3 separate regions of the Homo sapiens genome follow, and all the other regions are linked to region 3. A link is a contact called in ENCODE Hi-C or POLR2A ChIA-PET data. All regions are on one chromosome and are shown on one strand. The core of a region is the stretch at or near the end of the contact, and the rest is flanking DNA. Distances in the headings are between cores, read along the strand shown. Region 1 has its middle 79 kb from the start of GCNT3. Region 2 has its middle 58 kb from the start of GCNT3. Region 3 has its middle 25 kb from the start of GCNT3.

The links. Hi-C counts contacts between places; a loop is a spot of excess contacts on that map. ChIA-PET counts read pairs that join two places held with the same protein, here RNA polymerase II (POLR2A). Pooled maps may share reads with other maps.
Region 1: a pooled map shows a loop between it and region 3 (2.3-fold over the local background). The contact joins two enhancer-like sites. A Hi-C loop is called at or near these places in 2 of 168 maps with a recorded cell type or tissue (PC-9 and breast epithelium), 2 of 37 single-sample maps with no recorded cell type and 3 of 50 pooled maps. POLR2A ChIA-PET finds 5 or more read pairs at or near these places in 7 of 52 experiments (A673, CD4-positive, alpha-beta T cell, GM12878 and 4 more).
Region 2: a pooled map shows a loop between it and region 3 (4-fold over the local background). The contact joins two enhancer-like sites. A Hi-C loop is called at or near these places in 5 of 168 maps with a recorded cell type or tissue (Calu3, HepG2, PC-3 and 2 more), 2 of 37 single-sample maps with no recorded cell type and 4 of 50 pooled maps. POLR2A ChIA-PET finds 5 or more read pairs at or near these places in 9 of 52 experiments (A549, A673, GM12878 and 6 more).

What each region holds. Positions count from the first base shown.
Region 1 is chr15:59,530,436-59,534,554 of GRCh38, forward strand. No RefSeq gene overlaps it. Among named protein-coding and RNA genes, the nearest start is that of GCNT3, 79 kb to the right of the region's middle. RefSeq lists an enhancer at 4,052-4,119. Within about 2 kb of position 2,481, at least 3 of the 41 ENCODE cell types and tissues checked have a DNase peak (open chromatin) inside an H3K27ac peak, as active enhancers do.
Region 2 is chr15:59,552,119-59,555,924 of GRCh38, forward strand. It overlaps the pseudogene RPL21P117. Among named protein-coding and RNA genes, the nearest start is that of GCNT3, 58 kb to the right of the region's middle. Within about 2 kb of position 1,938, at least 6 of the 41 ENCODE cell types and tissues checked have a DNase peak (open chromatin) inside an H3K27ac peak, as active enhancers do; they include PC-9 and breast epithelium, where a contact is called at or near this core.
Region 3 is chr15:59,585,399-59,589,164 of GRCh38, forward strand. No RefSeq gene overlaps it. Among named protein-coding and RNA genes, the nearest start is that of GCNT3, 25 kb to the right of the region's middle. Within about 2 kb of position 1,838, at least 3 of the 41 ENCODE cell types and tissues checked have a DNase peak (open chromatin) inside an H3K27ac peak, as active enhancers do; they include PC-9 and breast epithelium, where a contact is called at or near this core.

The sequences.
Region 1 (4,119 bases), core at 1,231-3,730, 54 kb before region 3:
GCTGGAGTGCAGTGGCGCGACCTCGGCTCTCTGCAACCTCCGCCTCCCGGGTTCAAGCGATTCTCCTGCCTCAGCCTCCTGAGTAGCTGGGATTACAGGTGAGTGCCACCATGCCCGGCTAATTTTTGTATTTTTAGTAGAGACAGGGTTTCACCATGTTGGTCAGGTTGGTCTCAAACTCCTGACCTCGTGATCCCCCCACCTCGGCCTCCCAAAGTGCTGGGATTACAGGCGTGAGCCACCACACCTGGCCATCTTATTAAATATTTTTTATAAAAATAAGCCTATTTATGATTCAGGCATTCAATGTCCATCTAGTTGCCAATGTGTTGTCCTTTCAGCCACGTGGCTAATAGGGGCTTCCTGCTCTTATAATCTCTGGATGACTCATTATCTCCTGGTTGGCTTCTCAGTTTCCATAATGTGGGTGACCAATTCCCTTTATTAAATTATCTGTGTTTGGAATACCTAGGGAGGATTCTGTTTTCTTGAATGGACCCTAACTGACGTAATGCTTAAGGAGAGTAATTTGCTTCTGTAGCTATCACACTGTTTCTCCATAGCACCTATCTGCTTTTCCTTTGGTGCTGTGTGGCTCTCGTGTTCTAATAAACCAATACCCTCTAGGGCTAGCTAAGGCTTTTTGAGTACCCGACATTGTGCTAGGTGCTCATCCCTGTGTCCGCGAACAAGTCCTGGACAGAGCAGACCCTTGTCCTTGCCACAGGCACCTGCTGGTCCATCACTTCCTCTGGCCTCACCCAGGAACCCTCTGGCCTAGAGTTTACCTGTCTAGCAGCTGCTGTGCTGCTGCCCAAACCATGTTGGGCGGGACCAAATGCCGGGTGTCTTTAGTAAGTCTTCACCTTCCCTCTTCCTCCTACAAGGTTCTCAGCTACCTCCAGCCTACCTGGGCATTTTTACCAGTTTGTCCACTGCAGAGTTTCACCTCAAGAGGAAGAAAAGGGAGAACACGTTTGTCAACGTTCCTTTCTCCTCCCCACACTCCACTTGTGTGAAAAAGAGAACCGGCTTTCTATTTCTGCTTCCTCTCTAGGGTGGCCTTCTCGCTGTCATTTCTTCCTTTCTAGGGGGATGAGGGAGCCTTAAGTCCCTTAATGGTAGCAGGAGTATTCCTTCTGCATCATGGAAGTGAGTTTGTCATCTGACTTAGGCTTAGAGTTAGTGACTCTGACACAGTTCTAGGAGCCAAAGGAACTTAGAAAATTCTTTCATGACAAAGCCTGGCTTTTAAGACTATCGTCTTTCTGTGCTTTCCAGGTATCTATTCTGAATTTCAAAACTGAATATGGACTGCGTCCTCTTTGAGTTCCTGTTGTAACAGTCCTAGTTCCCTCTTGGGCAAATGGATGCCTCTGCAGAAGACGGGGCAAGTCAGGGGGAGGACAAGGAAATGCAAGGGACACCAGCAAATTAGTAAATTTCAAAACTATTGTTTCCATTAACTACACATGGGTGTCTTCTCCCTAAACTGTGATCTACTTGAAGGCAGGATTACATTTTCCCCAATATTTAAAAAAATATCTATGAGAAGTCAGGTGCTAATCGTGAAAGCACTTGCAGGTTAACTAAGGTCTCAGGTGTCCTTATGTTGTCTCATATTATGACAGCTCTTTATAGTGCGTCCCACACCCATTAGATCACTTAACGATAGTTCCAGATGGGTTAAAGTCTCTGATTAATGAGAAATAGAGGCCGGGTGTGGTGGCTTATGCCTGTAATCCCAGCACTTTGGAAGGGCAGATCAGTTGAGTTCAGGAGTTCACGACCACCCTGGCCAACATGGTGAAACCCCGTCTCTACTAAAAATACAAAAATTAGCTGGGTGTGGCAGAGGGCGCTGGTAATCCCAGCTACTTGGCAGGCTGAGGCAGGAAAATTGTTTGAACCTGGGAGGTGGAGGTTGCCGTGAGCCAGGATCGTGCCACTGCACTCCAGCCTGGGTGACAGAGTGAGACCCTATTTCAAAAAAAAGGAGAAATAGAATAAATTGATAAATCGATTAATGCGCTGTTATTAACTGATCTTTGTAAAACGTCTATGTTTGGGGGTAAAACACTAAAAAAAAGGCAGGGGGACAGGGTGTAGTGGCTCACGCCTGTAATCCCAGCACTTTGGGAGGGTGAGGTGGGAGGAGGATTGCTTGAGGGAGGAGACCAGCCTGGGAAACATAGTGAGACCCTGTCTCTAAAAAAAGAAAGAAAGAAAAAAATCTCTGAGAAAGAAAAAGAAACAAAAGAAAGGTAAAAATATGGGGGACCACTGAATTAATCATTTATTGAGAATGTCTCCACGCAAAGTGCTCTCATGCACATTTTTTCTTCCACATGTCGTTTCTGGGCAACGTGAAAGATAAATTTTGTTACAGACCTCTTTTAAACAGGTGTTTTGAAAGCTAGAGGGTCTAGATATGCCTGACTTCATAAAATTCAGGAAGCAGAAATCATTTCAGTTTCACCTCATTTCAGCTTTTTCTAAAACTAATGCAGAACTGTAGTCTATCCCTAGGTGGCGCATTAAGCTAAATTTTTGAGAACCTGCTGCCCCGCACCGACCCCTGCCAACCTCCCATGTCTTAAATAATGATGACCTGATACATGTACGGGACTTTGTAATTGATAAACCACTTTACCTCCCTTATAATAACCCTGTGTTACCATTACTATTCTCATCCTCCGATGAAGAAACTGAAGTTATGAATTTTAATTGAATATGTGAATAAGCGTAAATATTTTGCTTAATATTTATGTGTCAGACACTTTCCTACCCACTGGGTAGGAAATTACTATTTCTTAGCAGCCATCTTAGACCTTAGGGAAACAAAAAGAAATTAAAGAAAAAAGAGAAATTACAGCTTCCATTTTACAAATAGAAAAATGAAATATCAAGAAAGTTTGGTCAAGGTCACATAGCCAGTGAAGCAAGGCTGAATACCCAGCTCCTTTGGCTCCAGGTCTGGTGAGTTTCCTAGCACAGCCTTACTCTAGTCCTAAAATTTCTGGGAAGGAAGTCCTGTGTCAAACCTTTGCTTTCTTTGCATACTCTCTTAGGTCTGCATTTCATTGACCTTTAGAGCTGCAAAGAAGAAAGACAGACAGTAAGAAGGGAATGGGAGTTAACATTATTGCATTCGTGTGTAAAGTCATTCATTTCAGGTCGGGCCCAATGGCTCACATCTGTAATCCCAGAACTTTAGGAGGCAGATGCGGGCGGATCACTTGAGGTCAGGAATTCAAGATAGGCCTGGCCAACATGGTGAAGCCCCATCTCTACTAAAAATACAAAAATTAGCTGGACACGGTGATGTGCACCTGTAATCCCAGCTACTCAGAAGGCTAAGGCAGAAGAATCACTTGAATCCAGGAGGCAGAGGTTGCAGTGAGCTGAGATTGGGCCACTGCACTCCAGCCTGGGCGACAGAGCAAGACTCTGTCTCAAAACAAAAAAACAAACAAAAAAAAGTCTTTCATTTCAACCTGAAAATCCCTCCTCTCTTTCATCATCCCTCCTGCCATGTTTCTAAGGTGTCTCTGTGACACCTTTTTCTAGTAGATCCCCACTGCCCATTGTAATTTTAGGTAGCTTGGCCCTTTGGATCAAGCCTCCTCATTATTTTCAGATTTTCCTCATTGAAAATGCTTGGTTGTGGTAAGCAGTTTCCCTCTTTACAATGTGAGTTCCCCGACTCTGGGCCCTTAATCCCTCTCAGAATATAAACTGTATTCTAATATCTAGAAAGAAACCAATAGTTAATAGGAAATTAATATGTATTGTTGAATAAATATTATTACTGAAAATGTATTAAAACATAGAGGTAGGTGGTATTGTTTCTATTTGAGGATGTTCTCTCTTTCTTTCTTTCTTTTCTGTCTTTTTTTTTTGAGACAGAATTTCATTCTTGTTGCCCAGGCTGAAGTGAATGGCATGATCTTGGTTCACTGCAACCTCTACCTCCTGGATTCAAGCGATTCTCCTGCCTCAGCCTCCCTAGTAGCTCGGATTACAGGCATGCGCCACCATGCCTGGCTAGTTTTGTATTTTTAGTAGAGATGGGGGTTTCACCATGTTGGTCAGGCTGGTCTCGAACTCCTGACCTCA
Region 2 (3,806 bases), core at 688-3,187, 33 kb before region 3:
GCGAATCGAGCAGCCCCCAGAATCACAGGAGATTCACAGAGACCCCAGGGCTTCCACGTGGTGGAAGATTTATTGACAAAGAGAAATGGCATACAGAAATTGGAAGTGAGGTACAGAATGGCTGGATTGATTACAGTTCGGCGTATGCTTTATTCGAACACAGTTTGAACCCTCAGCAGTGTATGAATGGTTGAAGTATGGCCACTTCTTGTCATACTTGGATTGGCCAAGACATAGCTATTGTTACAGGCTCAGACTCCTAAGTTAGGTTTTCAATTTTGTCTGTTAAGCTAGGTTACAGTTCATTCACAAGGACTCAAATACAGAAGTACGGTGTCCTTGGGCCATATTTAGTTTGCTTTAACACTTTTGTTCCTTTGTTTCATCTTTCCTCTGGCTTTTGTTGCCTTAGTATGTTTTATTTTATTATTTATTTGTTTATTTATTTTTTACAGCCCAGAGGTCCTTTATTTATTATTATTTTTAACACCTCTTATGCCATGAATTCATAGGGAAGAGGTTCCAGCAGCTCAGGCTCCTTCCCATTGGTTCTCACAAAGTGTGCTTCTCTGGGTGGAGCAGGCTGGTGCTTCAGTTGAACCCAGGTAGCTTTCTCTTTGGCTTCTTTGTTTTTCTGATCATTTTTCTTCACATGTTTCAGGAAGCTATCTTGGCTCTTAGAGTGCTCAATGTGCTCAATACACACATTAATTCTCTTGGCAAGAATCTTGCCCTTAACTGTTTGTTTACAACAATGCCAACAGCATGCTGGGGGACACGGCAGACTCTTCCAGTTTAGCCGTGGTAACACTTGTGGGGCGTTCCTTTTTGAACAGTACCCATTCCCTTGATGTCTACAATATCACCTTTCTTATAGATTCACATATATGTGGCCAAAGGAACGACTCCATGTTTTCTAAAAGGACTAGAGAACATATATCGGATGCCTCTCCTCTTTCCCTTTGTGTTGGTCATTTTGGCGAATTACTGGAAGATGGCGGTTCCCGCCGAAAGGCGCCTTAGTATATTTTATGTATATTTTAGTTAAATCTTCTTTTTAGATAAGCTTGGATTCAAGTAAATTAATTAACTGAATGAATACTAACTTGCTCAGACTCCAGAAATGGAAGACACCCAGAGGAAATAGTTTCCTTTCTTCTTCCCCGTTCCCTCTCTTGCCCTCCCTCTGTCCCATCCCCCCTCCCTCTCGTCTCTCTCTCTCTTGTCTCTCTTTTAATTAATGTTTTCCAACTCAAAGGTGTCACATGCTTTGATCATTACTGGAAATTGAGAGAGAATTAGAAGTGAGAGAGGAATATGACGGGGGTCTGAGAGGGAGGAGAGGAGATGGAAGAGGCCAAAGAGGAAGGTGGGCCTAATGGTGAGAAAGGGGGTGTGCATGACAGTTTTTTCTTTTTTCTTTTTTTCTGAGACGGAGTCTCACTCTGTCGCCCAGGCTGGAGTGCAGAGTGCAATGGCATGATCTCAGCTCACTGCAACCTCCACCTCCCAGGTTCAAGTGATTCTTCTGCCCCAGCCTCCCAAGTAGCTGGGATTACAGGCACCCGCCACCAAGCCCGGCTAATTTTTGTATTTTTAGTGGAGGCGGGGTTTCACCATGTTAGCCAGGCTGGTCTTGAACTCCTGACCTCAAGTGATCCACCCTCCTCGGCCTCCCAAAGTGCTGGGGTTAAAGGCATGAGCCACCACACCTGGCCAGACATAGCTTTTTCCAAAGCAGACCCCGAGCAATACAAAAACTATTCCCACAGTGACCTGGCTGTGACCATAGGTGCCGTGTGCGCGTGTGTTGAAGGAAGGGTAGCTTCCTATTGGGTTGTTTAGGAGTGTTTGATATGCTTTTCCTCATGATGCACATGGGTGCGGGGCCTGTGCAGCAGTGACCAATTACACCATCCCAGGAAGACACCTACTCATTAAAGACTCCCATATGCCCTCCCATTGTTCATTTCTCAGGAACTTCAATGTGAGTTCACTGGACTCCCATTGTTCCTTTCTCAGGAACTTCATATTTGTGGTCAGAGCAAATTCAACTGCATGTCCTGCCATGAGCTAGGCAAACACAGTTGTGAAACTGATAGCAACCCTGACACCAGGGATAAAGAGTCCAGTGGAGTTAACAGAAGAGAGACAATAATTGCTTGCAGTCTGTAATCCATGTGTACACAGCAAAATACCTAGTGTCTCCCCAACTTCTGTGCTCTACTAATGCATTTATTGTGAGCACAAGGTAAATATTTAATCTTGCCTACTTTATCTTCCTCAATATCTGTGTTTATTCTAATTCTTATATTGATTCCAGGTTCACTGAAATCAACAAGTGTTCCTCCATTCGGGGATATAGCCCTGAACTTTCCTGACAGCTGGAAGCTCCCCCCCGCTTTTTTTTTTTTTTTTTTTTTTTGAGGTAGAGTCTCGCTTTGTCACCCAGGCTGGAGTGCAATGACGCGATCTCGGCTCACTGCATCCTCTGCCTCCCGGGTTCAAGCAATTCTCTTGCCTCAGCCTCCCGAGTAGCTGGTGCCACCAAGCCTGACTAATTTTTGTAGTTTTAGTAGAAACAGTGTTTCACCATGTTGGCCAGGCTGGTCACAAACTGCTGACCTCAAGTAATCCACCTGCCTTGGCCTCCCAAAGTGCTGGGATTACAGGTGTGAGCCACCACGCCAGGTCTGGAAGCCCTTTATCACACTTAATGGCAATTGTATGGCTCATAGATGCCCATAAACTCTTCTCAGCTTAGGTGAATGATTATATTTCCTTTTCTGTCTGGGTTCTCTTCCTGCTTTCATTAAACATGTGTGTGCGTGCACACACCCCTCTCTGATTTCACATAGCAGCCCCCAGAGTGTGGTGTCACACCAACCTACTCAAGTTCTTACTGTCTTTCCTTTGGGCAGGTAGCTAAGTAAACTAGTTCAGTTGTGTTATTCAACTTCCTTGTGACCAGAATTTAGTCAAAAAAATAATTTTTTTGAGATAGAGTCTCATACTGTCACCCAGGCTAGAGTGCAGTGGCATGATGACGGCTCACTGCAGCCTCAGTCTTCCAGGTTCAAGTGATTATCCCACCTCAGCTTCCCAAATATCTGGGACTACAGGTGTGGGACCCCATGTCTGGCTATTTTTAAACATTTTTTTCGTAGAGATGGGGGTCTCACCATGTTGCCCAGGGTCGTCTTGAACTTCTGACCTCAAGTGATCCTCCTGCTTCCATCTCCCAAAGTGCTAGGATTACAGGAGAGTAATCTGCACCCAGCCCAGTAACAAATAATTGTCAAGTACCTACTATATGCTACATACTGTTCTAGGCACTGGGGATACAGCAGCAAACAAAACCGACCATCCCTGCCCTCATGGAGCAAATTTTGCAGTGAAGCGAGACAGGCAATAAACAAGGAAAATATAAGTGTTGCGGAGGTAAATGATAAACTAGTAAAAGGGATAAGGGGTCTGTGTGTTGTGTGTAGGGATGTAATTTTGAATTGAGTAATCAGGCCGGGCACGGTCGTTCACGCTTGTAATCCCAGCACTTTGGGAGGCCAAGGTGAGTTGATGACTCTGAGCTCAAGAGTTCAAGACCAGCCTGGGCAATAGAGCTAAACCCCGTCTTTACTAAAAATACAAAAAAATTACCTGGGTGTGGTGGTGCATGCCTGCAATCCCAGCTATTCGGTGGCTGAGGCACAAGAATAACTTGAAGTCAGGAGGCAGAGGTCACAGTGAGCCAAGATTGTGCCACTGCACTCCTGGCTGACAGGGCAAGACTGTCTTATAAATAAATA
Region 3 (3,766 bases), core at 588-3,087:
TGCTTAATGTTATGTTAGCATTTTTGAGTCCAGATTTTACTAGAGTTCTGGAAGTTCAGGCCAATGGTATGAACTCAAAATTACTAGAAAGCTGTTATTTGTCAGAGTTCTTTTTGTTCTTTTTACATATCTTCTGAAGACATAACACTTTAGGATTTGTAAAGGGCTTTCAGGAATAAAAGCATCAGAATAAAGTAATTGTGGACATGCCGATTTAAAATGACCATGTTTAAAGATCTGATGAGAGCTCGTTATAACATAATTGACAAGGATATTTGGTTATTTTTGTGGCCTATAACAATTTAACATAATCAGAAGTATGACCTATAACATATACCAAGAAATAAAAGATTTCTAGGCATCTCAGTTTTAGAAGACATATGTTAATAACATTTCCATACAAATATAACTCAAAAAAAGTTAAACACCGTCTTTTATTTGACAGTGTTTCCTATATAATTTTAACATATCAAATATGCCTATTGGTTTAATGTCCTTTTGTGCTTTTAGGGGTTCTTCTGGAATGTTTAAAAAGTTAGCTTGAAGTCAAGACAATTTCGATTCTGGGAAGTTTGTCAGAAATAAAGGTTTAAAACACTGGATCAAAAATAGGATCACAGATCATTATGAAATAATATTCATTTAACTACAGTGATTAAAAGAATTTAATAGCAAATATAGGAAGCTAGGCAGTTGTAGAAAAACCTTAACTCTTCTAATATTTAGCTGCCCTAAGTAATCAAAGACCCAATAAAGAAAACAGGCCGGGTGCAGTAACTCATGCCTGTAACCGCAGCACTTTGGGAGGCCGAGCCAGGGGCATCATTTGAGCCCAGGAGTTTCAGACCAGACTGGACAACATAGCAAGACTCTGTCTCTACAAAAAAAATAAGAAAAAAAAAGCCAGGTGTGGTGGTACACAACCTTAGTTCTAGATACTTGGGAGGCCAAGGTGGGAGGACTGCTTGAACCCAGGAGTTGAAGGCTGCAGTAAGCTGTGATCCCGCCACTGCACTCCAGCTCGGGAGACAGAGGAAGACCCCATCTCAGAAAGAAAGAAAAAAAATATGAAGCACAGGAAGCAATCTTGATAAATTTACTCTTTCTCTGTGTACTGAGAAGGTGAACAAAATTCTTTTACTTATCCATACTGCACAAACATCTTTTTTTATTTTAAAACTTTATTTTTAGATAGTAGATAGGGGAAGTAGAATATATAGTTAGCAGGGGCTCAAGAAAAAGGGATTCAGTCTACTGGGAGGTTCCCTGTGGGAGAAGCACATCCAAGAGAGAAATACAGAGGCCTTTTAAAAAAAGCACAGGGTATTCAAGCTATCTATCTATCTATCTATCTATCAAATATGCTTATTGGTTTTTTATATATATGTAGTATATAGTATATATATAATATATAGTGTATATTTATATATAGTATATATTTAGTGTACACACAAATTATATAAATATATGGTATATATACTAAATTATATAATATATAGTATATATATACGTCTGTGTGTATATATATGTGTGTGTATATATATGTATGTATATATAGAGAGAGAGTGCACATACTTTGGGAGAGACAGAGGATTGAGAGATGGGTTCAGAGAAACCTTGAGGCTGCTTCTTTAGTTCAACGTGTCAAAATGTCAAATTTCTGTGCCCCAGCAGTTACCATTCCCACCATCCATCTCCAAATCTTTGTCATCATCCTGCCTGGTATAGGTAGGAGGAAAATGATGACTCACCAGAATGATCAGGACACTTGTGGTTGAGACTTGTTTGTTTGTTTTGCACAGGTACAAGTCAATATTCAAACTCGCTTTGGAACATTTTTATGACTTCCTCTGAAATGTGATTAACAAGGTTAAATACCCAGCCCTTGGTATCTTTCTACTACACAAGAGAGCTTTTAATTTCATAGCAATAAATATTTATTGCTTCCTGGTTCATTTCTGGGATTTATGCTCAGCACTTGAGGGAAGATGATGGGTTCAGATTGCATCAGCTAGGGCTGTCATTGGCACCTGTCTTCTCCCTGCTGTTCTCCCTGTAACCTGTACCTCTGCCCCTACTGCCAGCTTTCCCCAATTATATCTGAACTACTTTTAAAATTTTTGTTTGTTTTCTTTGACTATTCTTGTTTTTAAGAAATCTGTGGGCACTATCATGCTTCCTGGAAAAATCGCAGCCTTTGAATGACTACTGCAGTAAGATTGCAATAAGATAAATTTCCCAGGAAGTGGGGGTGGTTGTCTTGCTTAATTGATTTTTTTCTAATGTCCTTCGGATTAGGTAGAAAACCTTTTAAAAAATACTCAGGTGAGTGCTGAGGGGGTGGTGGCTCATGCCTGTAATCTTGGCACTTTGAGAGGCCAAAGCAGGCAGATCACTTGAAGTCAGGAATTTGAGACCAGCCTGGTGAACATGGTGAAACCTCATCTCTACCAAAAAATACAAAAAACAGCCAGGCAAAAAAATTAGCTGGGCATGGTGGCACATGCCTGTAGTCTCAGCTACTCGGGAGGCTGAGGTGGGAAGGTGGGAGACTCTGTTTTTTTTTTTTTTTTTTTTTTTTTTTTGAGACGGAGTCTTGCTCTGGGGAGACTCTCTTGAGCCTGGGAGGTGGAGATTGCAGTGAGCTGAGATCCCGCCACTGCTCTCCATCCAGCCTGGGCAACAGAGTGAGATCCTGTCTCAAAAAACAAACCAACAAAAAACCCTCAAACAAACAAAAACAAATAAAAACTCAAGTGAAATATTTGTGAAAGGGAGAAGTTTACTTTCCTTGGAAAATAGATGGTTGAACATTACCATTAAGAAAAATTATTTAAAAGCTGGAAATGAGAAAGTTGGGCAGCATAGCATAGTCTTGCAGTATCAGATAAGGGCATCCAAGGATTTTTATTTATTTATTTTTTTGAGACACAGTCTCTCTATGTCACTCAGGCTGGAGTGCAATGGTGTGATCTCAGCTCACTGCAAGCTCCACCACCCGGTTCAAGTGATTTTCCTGCTTCAGCCTCCTAAGTTGGCTGGGTTTACAGGCGTGCACCACCACACCTGGCTAATCTTATTTTTGGTAGAGATGGGGTTTCACCATGTGGGTCAGGCTGGTCTCCAACTCCTGACCTCGTGATCCACCCACCTCAGCCTCCCAAAGTGCTGGGATTACAGGCACCTGGCCATTTTTTTTTTTTTTTTTTTTTTTTGAGGTGGTGTCTTGCTCTGTCACCGAGGCTGGAGTGCAGCGGTACAGTCTCGGCTCACTGCAACATTTGCCTCCCAGGTTCAAGCTATTCTCCTGCCTCAGCCTCCGGAGTAGCTGAGATTACAGGCACCTGCCACCACATCAGGCTAATTTTTGTATTTCTATTAGAGATGGGGTTTCACCATGTTGGCAGGCTGGTCTTGAACTCCTGACCTCAAGTGATCCACCCACCTCGGCCTCCCAAAGTATTGGGATTACAGGCGTGAGCCACTGTGCCCGGCCCTAAGGATGTTTTAATTATCTAGGGCAAAGCTTCTCAGTCTTCACACCAGTGACATTTTGAGCTGGATAATTCTTAGTTGTAAAGAGCTATCCTGTTCATTGTAGGATGTGCAGCATCATCTATGGCCTCCACGCACAAGATGCCAGCAGACACCACCTCCTGTGACCAAAAATGTCTCCAGACAATGTCAAATGTGCCCTAGGGAGGCGAAATCACCCCTGGTTGAGAACCACTGATCAGGGAGAATGCACCTTTGACTTTGCTATTTG